Regions from separate parts of the Homo sapiens genome. Here region 2 is linked to region 1. A link is a loop called in an ENCODE intact Hi-C map of the cell type or tissue named here. Cell type or tissue: Calu3. All regions are shown on one strand. Each heading gives the region's core, and the rest is flanking DNA. Links, peaks and the distances in the headings are about the cores only. Region 1 overlaps SATL1 (spermidine/spermine N1-acetyl transferase like 1). Region 2 holds the start of POF1B (POF1B actin binding protein).

Region 1 (9,465 bases), core at 1,057-9,056:
GCTGAGATCGCACTATTGCACTCCAGCCTGGGCAACAAGAGTGAAACTCCGTCTCAAAAATAATAGTAATTATAATAGCTACAGCCAACATTTACTGAGTTCCTTTATGGCCTAGGCTCAGTGGAATGTACGTTTCATTTTCTTATTCAATCCACATCAACACTATTATCCCCAATTCTGAGAAAACTGACTCAAAAGATTTGGTTACCTCCCCAAGGCTTCGTAAAAGTTGGTGGAGAGCCTGAATTCAGACCCAGATCTATCTTTCCAGGCTTTTTATTATTATTCGGTCCAGCCTCTTAAACACATTCCACTCGTTCTCCATCCTCATATCTGTGAGGTCAGGCATTTTGTCCTTTTACCTCTCCCCTCTGCAGGATTCATTCTCCCATCATTTTAACTGCTGGCTTACTTCCTCAACAATGTATATTATATAACTGGTTCTAATATTGTTTCAGATGGAATATTATTTATTTTTTAAATATACCAGAGAACTTTGGATGAGGCTGTTCTAAGTCTCACGCTGTGATAAGGGCTTTACATATGTATTATCTCACTTAATCATCAAAATAACCCTGTGATGCATGTACCGTTGTTCCCCATTTTATCAATAAACTGGAAGTCAAGTTAACTCAGTTCCCCAAGTGTAGTAAACGGAGGAATGGGGATGGGTATCCAAGGCCCATCCCATAGATAGAAGCTTTCAATTTAAATTAGAGACCCCAATCACTATTAGGCCTATGCTAGCTCTAAATTGTACCTAGAGAGCCCATCTTAGCATGACAAGCAAATCAAGTCACATCGCGGAACTATGTCAAGCCTAATACAAATTAGATGTATGTGTGTTGCTGCTTTCCATCTACCTTATAATAAAAACAAGAGCTAATATTTAGTGAATTATTTCTGTGGTGTCAGGCATGGTTCTAAGGAACACTTGTATTAACCCAATCCTCATAACAATCCAATGAGGTAGGAGATAGTCTTATCCCCATTTTTCAAGTAAAGAAACAGATTGAGAGAGGTTAAGTAACTTGACATAGGTCACACAGCTAAAAGTCCAGACAAAACAAGGAAAACCCAGTTATTTTGTTTTCTTCTGAAATGCAGGCAAAGAGATGAGATAATTTTGCTGTTTACTTTACAAAATCAAACAATTTGCATAATTTGTTGTGAGAATGGATGAAGTTTGTCTTTTACTTTCTTAGAGGAAGAGGCAAGTAATAGGTTTCTGGTTGATGTCTTTAATAAGTAAAGTTAGAAAAATGCAGTTTCATAATCTAGAATTGGTTAATGAGTTTATTTTGCATTTTCTTTACATGAGTTGAAGACTATTTAGATATTTGTTTTTTGTTATTTTTAAATAATATTGGGTTTGAACATAATGCATTTGTGTTTTTAACGGAACATACAAAAAATACATTTTTGCTTAAAGTTACTTATTAGAACAATTTGTCTCATCTTGGAAACTCAGAATAAGACTGGCTCCATCAAACATTCAAAAATCCACTTTAATTGGTACACCATCAGGGAAAACATAGTTTTTAATAGACTATTTTTTAAAAAGCTTCAGTAGTCAGTCTTTGCCACAAGGCGGCAGTGTTATCCAGTTTAGGAACCAAAAATCTAAGAAATATTGTAAGCTTGTTTATTTTAATTTGAAGTTTTCTTTTATTCCAGGTATTAACAGAAAATTTATAAAAGCCTAATTTTAGTTTTAACATACTATTTTATTAAAGATCTAGTTTAGGTAGTGAGGTTTGTAGGCCAAGACTTCCCAAATTCTTTTTCTAAAACTTCAAAATGTACATGCATTGTCTGCTCTACCAAAATGTTTTGAATTAATGTAACATATGAAGCCACCCCTCAGAGATCTATAATACATACAATCCCCTTTTTCTGTAGGTGCTAAGTAAAATCCAGACACTTTTAGTAGCAGAATGTATCCAAATCATGAGACAACGAAGTATGTTACCTGCAGCAAATTTGTAAGGGTCTGTAGCAACCTCAATTCTGGCTTCCCCAGAAGAAAGAATTAGACTGAGGGGCATAAGGTGGAAGAAGAGACCAAGGCAAGTTTTAGAGCAGGAGTGGAAGTTTATTAAAAAGTTTTAGAGGCCAGGTGTGGTGGCTCAGGCCTGTAATCCCAGCACTTTGGGAGGCTGAAGTGCGTGGATCAGTTGAGGTCAGGAGTTTGAGACCAGCTTGGCCAACATGGTGAAACCCTGTCTGTATTAAAAATACAAAAAATTAGCCAGGCTTGGTGGTGGGTGCCTGTAATCCCAGCTACTCAGGAGGCTGAGGCAAGAGAATCGCTTAAACCTGGGAGGTGGAGGTTGCAGTGAGCTGAGATCGTGCCACTGCACTCCAGCCTGGGTAACAGAATCAGACTCTGTCTCAAAAAAACAGCTTTAGAGCAGGAAGAAAAGGAAGTAAAGTACACTTGGAAGAGCGCCAAGCAGGTGACTTGCGGGATGAAGCGCACGGTTTGACCTTTGACTTAGGTCTATATATGTTGACTTACTTCCGGGGTCTTATGTTCCTTTTCCACCAATTCTTCCCTTGGGCGGGGCTGTCTACATGCACAGTGGCCTGCTACCGCTTGGGAGGGGCTGCATGTGCAGTGTGTTTACTGGAGTTGTATGCATGCTCACTTGAGGCATTCTTCCCTTACCAGACGAATAATCCTAGAGGGTCATATACCAGTTAGACTCAGACTCTGCCATTTTGCCTTTTAATGCGCATGCTTGAGTCCACTCACCCAACTCCTGAGATCTTATTGGGAAGATGCTGACCACCAGTTTCAGGTTTTTATATCTATAGGGAGACTGCCTTTCCTGGTGCCAGCTGTGACCAATTATTATGTTAGCAAAACAGTTAACAACTGCCTGACCATCACCTGATGGTCGCCTGACATTCCTGGTCAGGAGGGCTCTCCTGCCCTGCTCATGTCTGCCTGACTAACTACTGTAACATTTTCCCCATCAAGAGTTCAAGACCCTAATTCTTTGGGGAAAATGAATGAAAGTAAGTCTTCTGTAACTGCTTCCTTTTTCCTTCTGACAGCGCGGGGCTGGTGGTGGTGGTTCTGTGGGTCTTGGACTCTTGCTACCTGTCAGGGCAGGGTGGCTCCATGGGTTAGTGAAAGTGGTATCTAGCTAGGTCCAAGGGAGTCAGGGGCAGAATTATGCCTCTGTTGTGTCCCACTGATGGGTAGTCTAGGGTTTCTTTGTAAAAGGGTGACTCTTGAATATTGAGAGGATGATATCCCTCACTGAGGATCATTTGGAGCGTGATGGCGTGAAGGCAAGAGGAGACAAATCAGGTTATTTTTTAGAAGAATGTCAAACCAGAATAATAGGCTGCAGATAGCTCAAAAAAATCCTGAGGCTACCGACATGCTGCAGTAATGCCTGCTAAGAGTTAGGTGCATGGGGTTGCTAGCTGATTTCAATATGTGCCCAGAATTAGAGTGTTGATCCACATTTTTGCATTATCCAACCCTTTTGTTTCCTCTGAGCTGCAGGGAGAGATCACTAGTTGGTTCAGAGGAAAAAGCAGGGTTAGTCTACATTGCAGACAAAAACTCAGAAACAACTGATGAGTCTAGAGCCTAATAACACGTATACTATATTTTTTAAACATAATTTTTCTGTCTCCAGTCCTCATTTGTATTAAAAACAAATCATGATAAGACTGACTTGTTTTGCAAAATAAGCTTTAGTTTTATTATACTTGGCTTGATTATTTGCATAAAGCACAGCAAGAATAATTATTTGCCATATAAGCTCCTTTTAAAATTGGCTTTGATGGAACTTTGTTCCATAAGAAATCTCAGATAAGACTTTTTAAAACCTTAAGCCCAGCCATAGGTGGGTGCCATCAAATACCATATGAGTTGTGTAAATTCCTCTCCTCTTGAGATCCTAAGATAACTTGGGATCCCTGGGCCCGTCAGAAAGTGACATTCTTTACTTACCACAGGTTAGTAACCATGTACAGGGACTGTGTATACAGGGTATGAGGCCGGTTTTCACAAGAGACTTTTATTGGCTCTCTAAGTTACATTTGATTCCTTAAAAGAAAGTATGCTGTTCCAGTCAAAGATTTGGTAAAATTACTAGTGGCTCTAATTTTGTCCCATTACAAAAGAAAACAGATTTTTATTGCACTTATAAAAATAACTGTATTGTTATAAGTTAAGAATATTCACAAACAGTTTCCAAATTACTGAGAAACCAGGTAGAGAGGAACCAATATGCTCCAAATTTTATTTATAAGAGTATACTGTACTCAATTGTTAAAAGCTCTAAATAGCTCAAAAGAAATGTTTTCTTGACTCTGAAAAAAAGGATCAGCAACATTTTAAGCAAAAAGTCATTAAAGGATTATTTCAGTCCTCTATTTGTTCACTGCATGCAGTCCTGCTCTGCTTGATATTCATGAACGTTTTAGCTCTCCATGAGAGTTCTGAAAGCGTTTTCCTCTATTCTAATGTCACAATCTCCAAAGTTATCAGAAACCTGCTTTTGAGAGCAACCGTTAAAGTTCTATAGCTGATTATAAAACCACATTTTTAAGAGGATTAAAACAAGACAACAATTGTCTGTGGATAACAAAAAGTCTTAGGGCAGTGAGAGTCAAAGACAAAATTGAAAAGGAAATGTGTTACCTCTGTGGGACACAATAATTTAACACAACATATACTAAGTTATATCAGAATTACAGAAGGTTTGCATAACTTTGAAACGCATACCAATAACACATTTATAGAAATACAGTCTAAAGAAAGCCAGATTTTACCTTTGCGTTAGTGTACTATTGATGTCAAACCCAGTTCTTAATAAAATCTTATAGACAAATCTATACAATCTTAATCAGTTTGACCATAAGGTAGGATTCTTATAAAACTTTTATAACCCTTTACAATTTTCTGTCAAAGAGCAGAATTATCTCTTTTGTCTGATTCCCATATCTTATGATCTTTAAGGAGATGAGTAGCCTATTTTTTAAATAACTGCCACAAGGGGGCTGGACTTCCTTCCCTTTGAATATGAACTTGAAGGTCTTGATGCATACTGGGAAGGGGTTGGAAGTGATTAGAGAAATGGAGGCTACAGGAGGAAGTGGAAGGAAGTGAGAGGAATATTCATGGAAAGCCTTCAAATGCTTGAAAAAACAGCAGCCCTTGGATTCCAGAGGGTAAAGTTTATTTGCCCTCTTGACCTAATGGAGGGAAATTTGCAGTACTTGGGGCTTGAGGTAAGAACTTGCAAATGGCAAAGGAAGGATTTCTCCTCCTCCCAAAGGAGGGCTAACTCAAAAAAAGCAAATAGGTGAGTTCCTCAAAGGGCAACAGAGTGAGGCCCTATGCAGGCAGACAAACTGCTTCAAAAGCCACTGGAATACTTGGCCCTGTGGCATAACAGGAATGAAAAGTATATGGTAAGTCATAAACAGCTGGGACAGCTGGGGTTCCAATTAGTGTCTGTCCTGGCAATGTGCCAGAAGACAGGAGAAGGGTTGGAGGTCATCTGAGCTGGTAGGTTAAAAACAGGTATAAATCTCAGGGGATATCCACAGAGGAGCCCATGTTTTTGCTGCCAAGAAAACGTGGCAAGAGCTCTGGGTGCAAAAATAACAGGGAATGTGTGTTTAAGAAGTCACATGGCATGTGAAGTGTAACTAGAGAAAAGGCAGACTTGCCCCCAAGGTGTACATTCTGGCAGGTGCACAAGGCCATTTCAAAACACACACAGAGAGAACAGGAAAATAGGCAGCGTGGGTTCTTTGGAAAGAGCCGATTTTAGTTGAACAAGCTGAAGAAACCCCAGACATTGCACAGTTTTAGGCTTTCGCTCTGCCACTCTCATGAGCGTCCTGTCCAGGAGGGCCATTAATGTTTCAGTTCTAATCAGTGTGGACCCCAGGATCCTTCCCACCACCCCTGAAAGCCACACATCAGGGTGAGCTGAGATCAGCCAGGGGGAGCAGAGCCATTTGTGGCTGAGAGGAATCATTCTAGTGGTTGGTTAGTAGGCAGGAGAGTGAATAGGGAGAAGAAAACTGCATATGGGGGTTGAACACCTCTAGCCAAAGAATGAAAAGTATAGAGGTTACATGCCTCTATAAAGTGAAGTGGAGAGGTGTCTTACCACTGGGAAATGTATCCAAGTCACATGACACCAAAGTATGTTAGCAGCAGATTATATCCCAGTCGCATGGCATCAACGTATGCTACTGGTGGTGAATCCATGTGGGTCTGCAGAACAAAGAATTGAGAGGCATAAGGCAGAAGGAGAGACTGAGGCAAATTTTAGAGCAGCAATGAAAGTTTATTAAAAAGCTTTAGCACAGGAACAAAAGGAATTAATGTACACTTGGAAGAGGGCCAAGCAGGCAACTTGAGAGATCAAGTACAGGGTTTGACTTTTGACTTGGGGTTTTATATGTTGGCATACTTCTGAGGTCTTGTGACCCTTCTCCCATGACTCTTCCCTTAGGGTGGGCTCTCTGCATGTGCAGTGGCCTTTTAGCACTCGGGAGGGGCTGCATGTGCAGTGGAATCCTATGCATGCTCACTTGAGCCATTTCTTCCCTTACCAGCCAAATGTTACTAGAAGGTCATATACCAGTTAGACTCCACCATTTTGCCTTATAATGTGTATGCTTGAGCCCACTCACTCAACTTCTGAGAGACAGGAGAGACAGTATTTCAGAGAAACAGTTAACAACCAACTGACCATCACCTGATGGTCGCCTGACATTCCTGGAGGGCTGGGGGGTCTCTACTGCCCTGCTCATGTCTGTCTACCTACCTACTCCAATAATAGGTAGTCTCTAAAACAATAATTGGTCACAGCCAGCACCAGGGAAAGGCAGTCTCCCAATAGATAGAAAAACCCAAAACTGATGATCAGCAGCTTCCCAATAAGATCTCAGGAGTTGGGCATGTGGGCTCAAGCATGTGCACTAAGAGGCAAAATAGTAGTGTCTAACTGGCATATGACCTTCCAGGAACATTTGGTTGGTAAGGGAAGAATGCCTCAAGTGAGCATGCGTATAACTCTAGTAAACATACTGCATGTGCTCCCTTCCCAACCGCTAGTAGGCCACTGCACATGCGGGCAGCCCAGCCCATGGGAAGAATCAGGGGATAAGGGACACAAGGCCCCAGAAGTATGCCAACATATAAAACCCTAAGTCAAAGGTCAAACCGTGTGCTTTATCTTTCAAGTTGCCCACTTGGCCATCTTCCAGGTGTACTTTACTTTCTTTCATTCTCACGTTAAAGCTTTATAATAAACTTTCCCTCCTGTTCTAAAACTTGCCTCAGTCTCTCCTTCTGCCTTATTTCCCTCAGTCAAATTATTTCTTCTGAGGAGGCAAGAATTGAGGTTGTTGCAGACCCACATGTATTTGCCACTGGTAACAACTCCGGCTTGGTTTCATCTAAATAAATACTTGTGATTAAGAAAGGCATTTGTAGAATCTTCATCTAGAGCAAGCAGAGTTTAAATTTGTAAGAATCTTCTTACCTCAGAGCCAATATTGTTTTTTCTCTCCCTTTTAAGTTCATAGGCTTTTTTGGTACCCCTGTAAGATTCAAACAGGAAGGAAGAGAGAGAGAAAGGGAGAGAAAAGGAAAGGTTAGGGGAAGGAGACCTTAAAGCAAGGAGCCAGACTGGAACAGAGCTGACAAGTGGGATAGGTTCTGAAATAAGAACTTGAAGTGCTTTAGAGATATTCATCCATAAGCAACAATTACTTTTTAAAGTAATATTTACTGTATTATATTTTATTAAAGAATGCATGTTCATTGTAGAAAATATCTATGACAGGTAGACAGAAAATTACCTCTAGAGTTTGTTGTAATTGGAAAAAAGCACACTCAAGAATTTGAATTTTCTTCTTTTCCAGATATCATCAGCAAATTTTCAATTAAGGGAAAATCTCTCTCTTTGTTTTTGCTGTCTCTTTGCTTAGCTAAGGGTGGAGATCAGGGACAAAAGACTTTTTTTGTTTATAAAAGTTATCCAGCAGTAACCTTTTGTGAAACGCAAGATGGATCTGGGGGCTAGTCTGGGATAGGGGCTGATAATGAAACTGTTTTGCAAATAAAAAAAGAACTTAGCTTTTTTTTTTTTTTTTCCAGAGTGCAGTCTAGAGAAAGAGGCTGAGAAGAGGGGTTAAATGTAAGGTCAGAGCTCTTGGCATGAGGAGCAGAACCTGGCAAAACGGGTAGTAGGCTGAGGCCTAGGGCACAAAACAGCCAGTAAAAGGTTATCTTTAAGATGTCAATATTCAGTTTTAAATGTTTTCCTATTTGGTGCTATCTGGAAATATGTCTACCTTTTCCCCAATACTTTAGTTAAAGTTGCTTACCACACACCAGTCTTGTATTTGCGGTAGTGCATTTGGGGGCATGAAAGTGAAGGGATGAGGAGCCTGGACTGAGTCATGAACAGGTTTATAAGAAGAAGGTAACCCTGGAGAAGGAAGGCTGAGTAAAGAGAATAAATCTTGTTACCTGGGATGGAAACTCAAGACATTTTGTTATTACAAAAATAAGTGACTCCAGAAGATTGGAAGACATTTAGGTCACTTACAAAACACATAAAATAGAAATGAAAAATTGCTTAGAATCCTATCTGGAGATAACCACTAGTTACATTTCAGTGACTATCCTTCTACTCTTTTCTTTTTAAATACATAGAATGAATTTTTAAATAAAATTGAAGTCATAGTTGCTTTTTTTCACTGAAAAATATATTGTATTCTTGAAAATCACTGGGAGTAGATTTTAAGTGTTCTTATCACAAAAATGATAAGTATCTGAGGTAATACATATGTTAATTAGCTTGATTTAGCCATTTCACAATGGATACATACTTCAACACAGCATGTTGTACACGATAAATATATACAAGTTTTGTCAACTAAAGTTAATTAAATACATTTTTATAAGCAAACAAATATTGGCATATATATATCATTAGTCTTCCACAGATCCATAGCATTACATATAATATTTCAAAAAATTATTATCATTCAACAAATACTTATTAAACATTAAGTATGTGCCAAGCTGTTTGAGGCAATGCCAAACATTAATCAAGTGCCAGGTACTATGGCAAATGCTTTTTATACATAATCCCATTTATTCATCACAATGAGTTAGGCATAAGGACCCCAATTTCACAGATAAATAAACTGAGGCTTAGAGAAGCTACAGTCCCTGGGTTCAGCTCCTGTCACTGTTGTCCTCTTTCAGCACCTCTGCTCACATGTGATCCTCATCCCTTCACTTTCATGCCCCCAAATGCACTACCGCAAATACAAGACTGGTGTGTGGTAAGCAACTTTAACTAAAGTATTGCGGAAAAAGTAGACATCATGTGCCCACGATTATAAACCTTTAAAATGATTGAGCCAGGTTCCAGATTCAGAGCTAGTATGACTCCAGAG
Region 2 (9,465 bases), core at 908-8,907, 270 kb after region 1:
AAAACAGGCCCAGCAATTTATCAGACCTCCGTTAAACAAGATACAATTGCCATGGGCATTTTCACTCAGCAATTAGTTGCACTCTCCAATTTCTATAGCTTCATTTAATTGTAAGCACAAAAGAGGAGACCAAAGCTGAAAATGCAACCCCTTTATCCTATGACCTCATTCTTTTTTCAGGCAGCGCACTTCCTTGAACAATCATTCACTTTAGTGACTACGCCCTTGAACAACAATTTATCAAAGCAGCACACCCCTCCCCACAGAACGGGAAACTTTTCTGATAGTGGAAGAGAAGAGTTATCCACAATCTTTGCAACCAAAGAAAAAGCACAAAAAAATCATATAAACAAAGGTAAGCCCCAGCTGAATAATTGTTGAGAACAGAGGTCATTCGTAAACACACATTTTCCCCCAGGCTGCTCTCTAGAGTTTCTTTGCAAGTTTCAAATTCAAAAGAATGGCAACCCTTATAACATATACACTAAAATAATCCTTCTCTCACAAAAGCATGTTTTACTTGATAAAATGCTGATGGTCACAACACAAAATACTCCTTTAAAATGAAATATAGATAGACACATGGGACACCTACAGACCAGGCTCTGTATGTCTGTCCTAAAAATGAACTCTCCCTGGACAGGTTAATGGTATTTATCCAGAAAATCACAGTGTTTGCTAAAAAATAGGCACTTAATAAACATGTATTCAGTGAATGACTGGTATTTAAAAATATTTTATTTTAATCCATTTTTTCTCTCTCACATTTTTTCTCTCTCATGTATACAGCTGCTCTGTATGCATGAAAAATACCTCGAACTTCATGAAAACCTTAATTAGTGGAAGGAAAGAATGTTAGCCCAATGAGTAATTCATATCAATGTTGCTCATTTAAGGCATTTCATTTTGAGTTAATGATGGTAGGTTAACAGCTAAGCTTTGTAAAAGATTGAACTAAGAATTTTTGTTTTACTTTAAGCTTCTAGAACTCTATTTATTTGCAAGACCACATTCAGTTCTAAAATGCATCTGAGACCTTGATTATATCTGTGTTTGACTATACGTGTTCATGCAGATAAACCCAGTAATTTTAATTCTACCATTAATTTAGAAAATTTCACCAGCAACTGGTTTCTACACTTAATTTTCTCTGAGAAACACTCTATCAATCAAACAAAATAATAACCAAAAAACATAAAATATATGTTTAATTAAAGAAACAAAGTAACATTATATATCTAGATAAATTTAAAATATGTTTATATCCATAAACACCATTTTAGTGCACAAGAGGTTAAGAGAATAAAAGCATGTACTCAAAAGCTAGAAATGGAAAATAAAGTGCTACAGAAAACATTTGATTAAATCGAAAATGCCTACTACATGACCTAAAATTATGATTCAGGAAGCAAAGCAGAGTAGCATCAATTTTGGTTTCTCAAAGGCAACATATTTTACTACTGGTAATATTTATTTTAAAATCTCATTAATTCCCTGAATGTCTTCCAAAAACCAAAAGGCAAAAAACAAAACAAAACAAAACAAAAACAAAGACAAAGTAAAAGTTTAACTGAATTCATGATGATCAACCATTGATTGTAAAATCAATTTTTCTTGCTGCCATGGTCACAAACTCTGGTATTAGGCTAATTGCTACACATCAACTCATCTGAAACGTGGTTTATTAAGGATAGACTTTATTGAAACATAAAGTGAATTAAGGGTTTTTGAGTAATATGTACTGCTTGCTCATGCCTGTCATGGTACATTATACATACCATCACATTATACTCATTTCGTTAGCATAAAGGTAATTTCAGATCAAATCTAGGTCCTACTTTACATGATGCCACAATGCCATTCCATCAATAAACAGGGAGAAAGGAAAATAAAATAGAAGAGTTTCCTCATCATATTCTTTGTGACAGCTATCTAAAAGCTGTCTTGCCAAGTTCTCTTTTAGTGGATTTGTGAATGCCCTTTGATATCCAACTCAGTTTGAAAATTTATAGTCAAATATTCTTTCTTCTTGTTTCACTAAGGAATTAATACTTCTTTTTTTCCCTTTACCACATAGCTTAACTTTCACTTTTCTCATTTTCTAACAGCACTTACTTTTCTTCCTTTTCAATAATAAATAACTTCAGACTTCACAGAGCCCTCCATTCTAATCTTTTATCCCAGTTTCTGCAGCTGCACTTTCTAGCCCTAAGTTGTTTATAAACTCCTGTGTGGCGAGCTACATTTTAGGAAGGAGATAGTCCATTTTTAAGGATCACTTTGGCAAATGCCAGGTAAAATAAGGAAAATCTTGTAAAAAGCTCAACCAACTTGATCCTGAGTTATTGAAAGGGGAAGCTGAACCAAGGAGTAAATAATAAAACATACTCCTAAAAATTGTCCGGTAGCCAATATTTATAATTTGTCAAATTTCAGCTTTTAAATATCTATTTATGTTTCTTTTACTAGCAAGTTGACAAAAAAGGGGTCTAAATATGTTTAAATAGCTATGGCAGATAGGATGATTTTAGGATTCCTAAGATAATAGTAATTGTTTTTAATCTGCACATCATTGTTTTTGAGCTACAATAAAACAAAGGTGGCATTCATTTTGTTCTGCATTAGCATCTCAATATGAATATTGGAGTGCACATTTGCATTATTTTTATCACTAATGCAAACTGGTATTTATGACCTTTATATTTTTCTTCTCCTTGACCTCAGTATAAGTGGAGTTTTTCTCAACCAGTTGAGAAATGTTACTTTATATTCTACTCAAATTTGTGGGTTTTGGAAAAATAATATGTATTACTCCTGATTGGTAATAATAATGTAACATAGCATCATATCCCAATGACTGCTTTTTGAGATTTTTGTATCTTAAAAACATAATTTCAGTTTGGACAGAATTTTCCAGAAAGCTTAAAACATGCAAATTTAATGTAAAAGGAGTCAGAGGATAAAATACACATAAAGCTGTTAATTTTATACAGTCTTGCAGGGTTACCTTGTATTTATTGGGAAGGTTATTAACACAGGTATTGGTGCTAAGAATAACTCTTAAGAAACAAACGTATTTCATTTTATGGGATGTCTTAGAGTTCCATCTTTTGTAGCTTTCATGTAACAATTGCTTACATCTTGCCTTCCTCAATCCTATATCAACTCTTCCAGTACTCTTTCTACAAGTATTCCATAAATTATTCACCTAGGCTGTACGATAAAAAGTGTGTCATTCTTGGAAGATGAAACACATATGACAATTCAGACATCTGCACCTCTCACTTATCCTGGAGCAGCTATACTATTTGCTGAGCACAAATAATTGCTTATCACTCAGACATGCCACAGTACCTGTATCACCATATTTGATACCAAAAAAAACCTGTTTGCTTCTGATATGAAATTAATCAGTAGGAACTTGTTCTAATAAAAATCTACTGTACTCAAGTTGAGAACTGCTTTGCAGTAGGGGCAAAGGGATTCCTTGGATCAGATCTTTCAGTCAGATCAAACAGAAAATGAGCCTTCCTATACTATGGTTAGATTATGAAAATCAGTGAAACCCGGAAACAAACAACCACAGACACTAGTAAGTGAAATAACAGCCAAGAGATGAATTTGGGTGACTATCCAAGGCATATATAACTGCAATCCACCAAAAGATATCCTGTGGAATAGAGGCAAAGAAGCAGAAAGGAAGAGAAATCAGGTTGAAGATTGCCTTTCTCCACTAGTCTGGCATAGCTTTCTTTGTTGTACCTGAGAATGGTCGCTCCAAACCAAATTTTGGTAGGAGGAGGTGGTTTTGAGAGGGGAGAGCACTTCCCGTGAGTTGAAGGGGTCCAAGGCCTGCACCACCTTGTTCATGGGCCCACTGTAGGTCCTCACTCGCTCATACACTACATTTTTTTCTGGAGGCTGCTGGGCTTGGCTTGACTGATGGTAGCAGTGGTAATGCTGGGGCTGGCACTGCAGCACCTCTGGGAGCTGCTGGGTTCCACAGCTGCTGCTGCTCGTCTCACTCCAATAGCTCGAGCTCATCTTCTTCCAGTGGTCAGCAAGGGACCTCCCAGATGTTCTACCTAAGGAACAAACAGAGAAATATAATGGAAAAAAAAGACAGGCAAGCAGGCAGTCAGGCAGGCAGACAGACACACGACACACGTGTGGAAACCGCTTATCAAAACCTCTGCCAATAGTGGTGCCGGGAAGAGAAGAAAGCTACCTGAGCAGCAGCAAGAGCAGGTCTGGCAGCTACAGAGGAAGCAGCAAAATATTTGAGCTCAAATGGAAAATGGAGCCACCCTGTGACATTGCTCCAGGAAATGGTACTGACACGCCCTTAGGGGCGGATTCACTTAGCAGGTTTACATGCCAGGAGAGGCCCTGCCTTGCCACGGAGATAGCTACAAGGCTGCCCAGCAGGTAAAGGAGTCTGTGAAGAGCAGAAATGTAGAATGTCAGGGATGAAGCCAGAGTTTCCAAGCACATGGGCTTAAAAATTCACAAAGACATGAAAATGCAAAAAACTTGCTAGAGAAAAAAAGTCACACATGTTATATGAAAGTGTCTTTTTATGGTTCTTAAGTTTAGCAAAGGTAGTTACCAGCATAAGTATTATTATTCCAGATTCCCAGACTAAAATAATGAGTATTAGTCTAGGAATACACCAATTTTCACAGATAAATTTGCATTCTTTGCAAAACCCATCTGATAATTGCAGTTAAGGAAGATTACTAAGGGGTCTCTTTCTAGTGACTCTGTCTAATATATGGACTTGTTTATCTTACTCAAAGCCTCGTATTCTTTTCTATCATTTGTTGAAGGAAATTTGTCTAAATGATTGAATTGCTGTATAGAAAGGTGGATGGTCAAGAAAAACCTAAAGATTCCACAAATGCTTTGCATTTTGGCATTCACATTTGTTGTTTTTCATTTATGCAAGGGAATTTCTCCTGCCCTTATATGTGCCCTAGGAAACACTGAGTTTGATTGACTTTTTAATATCTAGTTATTAAGGGAGCTGCAAGTCCTGAAAGATGCCTTAACTGACATAATGAGATTTAAATGTGTTTACAACTTACATTTATTACTACTTGAAATTTTGATCATAATGCCTACTTACCCTCAGATTTTGCTATGCAATATACTTCAGCACCACTTAAATCCAGAATACTCTCATTCAAAGTGACTTTAGTAAAAAGTATCTTCCTAATGTGTATATGTGCAATAGGACCTAGTATACTACCACCATTCTAGAGAGGAAGAGAATGTTATCCAGGGGGCTAGCAGCATTTTTTTTCTGCCCAGTGAACAAAGTGTTATGATTTACTATTCACTCTGTGTCAGGTACTGTTCAAGGGGTTTTATGTGGATTATAATTATTTCATCATTGAAGTGACTTTATGAGGTTTATAGGTGAGAAACTGAGGCACAGACATGGAGAGTTTGAAAAACTTTCCAAAGTTAAATAACCTGTAAATGGTGGGCCTGGCATTTTAACATATGGAGATTCATATTAGAGTCTAAGCTCTTATCTGGTATATTATACAGCTAGATAAATTCTCAAATTGTTCCATTTTACAGCTACATAAATTCTCATATTGTTCTGTATCCTGCCATCTAATAAATCTTCTAGATGTCAACATCAAAAAACACTTCAGAAATGCTAGCCATGAGAGACTTTAAAGGAATCTTTAGATTTTCTTTTATGGCTGAGGAGTGTGCAAAAAGCTGAAAATTACCCTTAAAAACTTTTAAGTTAGTTATTACATATTTACATTTATATTTGTGTGTTGAGTGCAGACCTGTCAAATCTGATCCTTGCTCATTTTAATGATATTCCTCAAGAATCAATTAAAATTTTATTAGAAATATGTGACATGTTAAACAGCCTGGTAAAATATCAGATCAATAACTTACTAATATCATTAGCAGTATCACTTTGAATAAACTTTATGTGTGAACAGAGAATAGGGGTTAAGTGGGATCATCCAGTCAGCTTTGATTCATGATAAAAATATAAATTAAACACACACACACACACACACAAACACACATTCATGTGAGCACACAGAATACTGTAAATATCTGCTGCAGCCAAGAAGTGACCTATTAAATAAAGCAAGAGATTGAGATGAAGAAAAAAATTTCCTTTATCCATAAACTGGTGACCATACCTGCCCTTCACATATCTTGGATATATAGTGTTTTGAGCCAACTTCCTTGATACAGTTTGGCTACAATTTGTGTGTAAAGCTGATACCTTCACCCAATATCTGAGCCTCATTCATCACTGTTCTCCATCTCTGGGTATGAGGGACAGAGAGCTTGAAGCTTAGGCATAGTATATTAGAAATGAGATTAAGCACTATCTGGCACGCAAATCACATCTAACTATGAAGCAGGTGTTGACCACAATTGTTCATTTCGGAAAGGCTTATTAATCATTGTCACCAAAATTTCTACTTCTCTGACAACTCACTTGTGCATCACATGATCGGTTTCTCTAATTGGTTTTTCTCCTTTATGAGGATGATGTTCATACTAACACATTTTTGATTAAGAAATAAATATAAATATGTCTTTATGGTAGTAATAACACTTGCCCTATTTTACACTTGAAAATCCAAGGGATTGACATTCTGTATTCTGCATCCTTCATGATTATACCACCCTTCTAACATTAGTGAATGGAGTAGTAAGAGTTGATTCCTTATTCTTAACTCCAGATTTTTTCAGGTAATCTTTAATTAAATTTCCAACAGTTCTTTTGTTTCACACAGTAATGGAGATATTTTATGCTTACCACTGAAAAAGCCTCATTTACAATGACAGATTTGGGGGACACAATTGGTAACCCTTTACAAGTTAATTCAGTTCTAACAGACTTAAGAAGATCTTTATTGCTTTTGATTACAAAAATAATTCATTTTTAAAATTTCAAATGAGTAAATACATGAACAAAGTAGAAAATTAAACTCATCATACTGATAATAGGAGTAAGGGATAGAGCAAGGAACAGAAATGTCTGCTGCACACTTTAATGGTAATTTTTAAAAAAACAATGATTTACATTTTGACTGAGTTGTCTTGAAGGTCATCCGAAAAAGTCCTGATTTGACCTACTGAGGTTGTTGGAAAAACACAGTTGCTTCTATACTCTCACAATACAGAACACTTCTGTGACCCCAGATGTGTGAGGGTTATTTCCCTACCCAACTAGTAAGTGATCAGTTCTACAGTGGACACCAGCTGTGTGTCCTCTAATTCAATCCTGACACTATCTACTTGGAGATAGCATTAAAACTCACAGGTTGAGGACTTTCAGTCCCACAAGACTGTCCCCATTCAGACACCAGTCGCAAGCCCCAGATCATTGTACCTGTGCTCCTGACCAACCAGCTATCAATCAGAGTTCATATGACCCCCCTCCTTGGATTTAATTAATTTGCCAGAGCGCTCACAGAACTCAGGGAAATACATACTTACATTTACTGGTTTATCATAAAGGATATTATAAACGATTCAAATGAACACCAAATGGAACAGATGCATAGGGCAAGGCACAGAGCCTCCATGTCCTCTCGTTATGCTCCATTCTCTAAGAACCTCCACATGTTCAGCCATCAGGAAGCTCTCTTTGAATCTAGTTATTTTGGAGTTTACATAAGCTTCATTATGTAGGCATGATTGATTAAATCATTAGTCATAGGCTATCAATTTCAACTTCTCTCCCCTAAAGAAAGGTGGGGCTTAAAGTCCCAACCCTCTAATCCTGCCTTGGTCTTTCCAGTGACCAGCTCCCCTCCTGAAGCTACCTAGGGGATGCCAACCCTCAGTCAATTCATTTGCATATGAAAATATATTTATCACTTTAGAAATTTCAAATATTTTAAGCGTTGTATGCCAGAAAACAGGGAAGAAGACCAAATATCTATTTCACAATATCACACCTACTTCATAAAATTGTTATTAGAATCAAATGTGAAAGTGTTTGCTGATTTTAATATAGTACCCAGGCATATGATTTTAAAATATGTTATTCACAGATAATGTGTTATAATTTTTGTCAAATAGTAGGCTTTGAAAAGAAAATATGAATGCCAGAGGAGGCTATAGGCCTGGTTTATAAAAAGCTTAGCTACCTGAAACTGTTAAGGTAAAACAAATAGGTAATTAATTTATCAAAAATGATATATATATATATATAACTATCTTAAACATTAAATCATAAAGGTAATTATAAACTTATCATCAAATATATTTCATCAGCATCAGTAGTTTTCATGTGTATAACTAATCCTGCACTCCACCTTCTATTTTATGGGGATGATGCTCAAGTCTATCTCTAGCCCAGCCTCACCCCCGGGGCTAATGATACAATGGCAAAAGATAGTTAAAGCAAAGTTACTCAAGTCTTTTTACTTCTGCGTTCTCTATGATCAAGGAGAAGTATGTACACACTGGAAAGGATCAATAACCATTGGTCCATTCAGAGGAAACTGAAGCCCCAAAGTAGATGAGATGACTGTATGAAATCACTTACGTTTTACTAAATGAGTCCAATTCATTTGATTCTGCAGAACTACATTCCAGCCTTCTGACAAAGTTGAGCTTGTTTAACTGCTGTTGAGAAACTTTAGACTGGGAAGTGTTTCAGATTATAATATATGAAAAAACATCTGTCTTGATTTGGAAAAAAATGAATGGCAGAGTTTACAAAGTGAGTATGTCTGACATCAGTGCAAGTCAAAATTCTATATCAGACTATAAAGTGTATGATGATACATATGCCAAGAATAGAGATAGGTGATCCCCGAAAAACTTTTGGTATCTCTGCTTCATGGTCTCTGAATATCTACTCTTAAAGTCAATTTTACCAGTGGCACAGTTTTGTTCAGAACTAACTGATCCCAGTGTTCCAAAAACCATAGTAGATAAAATTATATTTTGATTCTAGACAAAATAAATAAATCCTCAGTGTGATTTGAATGAAGTGGAACCAAGCCTCTATGATCCTGGAAAATCCCCAGGGATGACTGACCTCTCCTGTAAAAAAAGATTAATTTAAAGCAGCATTTCTCAAAGCTTGTCCTGAATAACACTAGTTCTACAGGGTCCTATACCTGGGAAAAAATGTTTGTGATCAAATGAGTTTAAGAAATATTTGGAAATACTTGGTTAAATATAATTTGTGAATAGTTTTATTGCTATAATACTTCTATCCTTTCCTAAGCTGATGTGCACCATGATCTTCTAAATGGATCAATCGTATGCAGTGTTTTTCAAGTTTTGTTGGTGATAAAATATATTTTGTGTGTCATATTTTGTGTTTTTCTGATTTTTTTTTCTTTTTTATGATTTTTTTCTTCTGCATGCTTTTGGCTAGACTCATATAGTAAGAATTCATATCTAGTTTGTAATTCTACTTATATAATAAAAACATACCAAAGACCATTT

The links. Peaks named below come from ENCODE experiments on the same cell type or tissue, not always from the same donor. Only the 100,000 strongest peaks of a DNase experiment are listed, where the experiment ranks them.
Region 2: it touches region 1 in a loop (2.7-fold over the local background); 2 of 110 quality-filtered maps call a loop at or near these places.

Annotation. Positions count from the first base shown.
Region 1 is chrX:85,109,956-85,119,420 of GRCh38, forward strand. The region is part of intron 2 of SATL1 (spermidine/spermine N1-acetyl transferase like 1); the gene reads right to left. Among named protein-coding and RNA genes, the nearest start is that of APOOL, 110 kb to the left of the region's middle. In Calu3, for the core only: no CTCF peak of the experiment used is centred there; no DNase peak of the experiment used is centred there.
Region 2 is chrX:85,375,411-85,384,875 of GRCh38, forward strand. POF1B (POF1B actin binding protein) reads right to left here and starts at 4,255. Exons shown (of 17, transcript NM_024921.4): 1 at 4,229-4,255; 2 at 3,763-4,085. The coding sequence starts at 4,044. In Calu3, for the core only: no CTCF peak of the experiment used is centred there; a DNase peak (open chromatin) is centred at 4,351.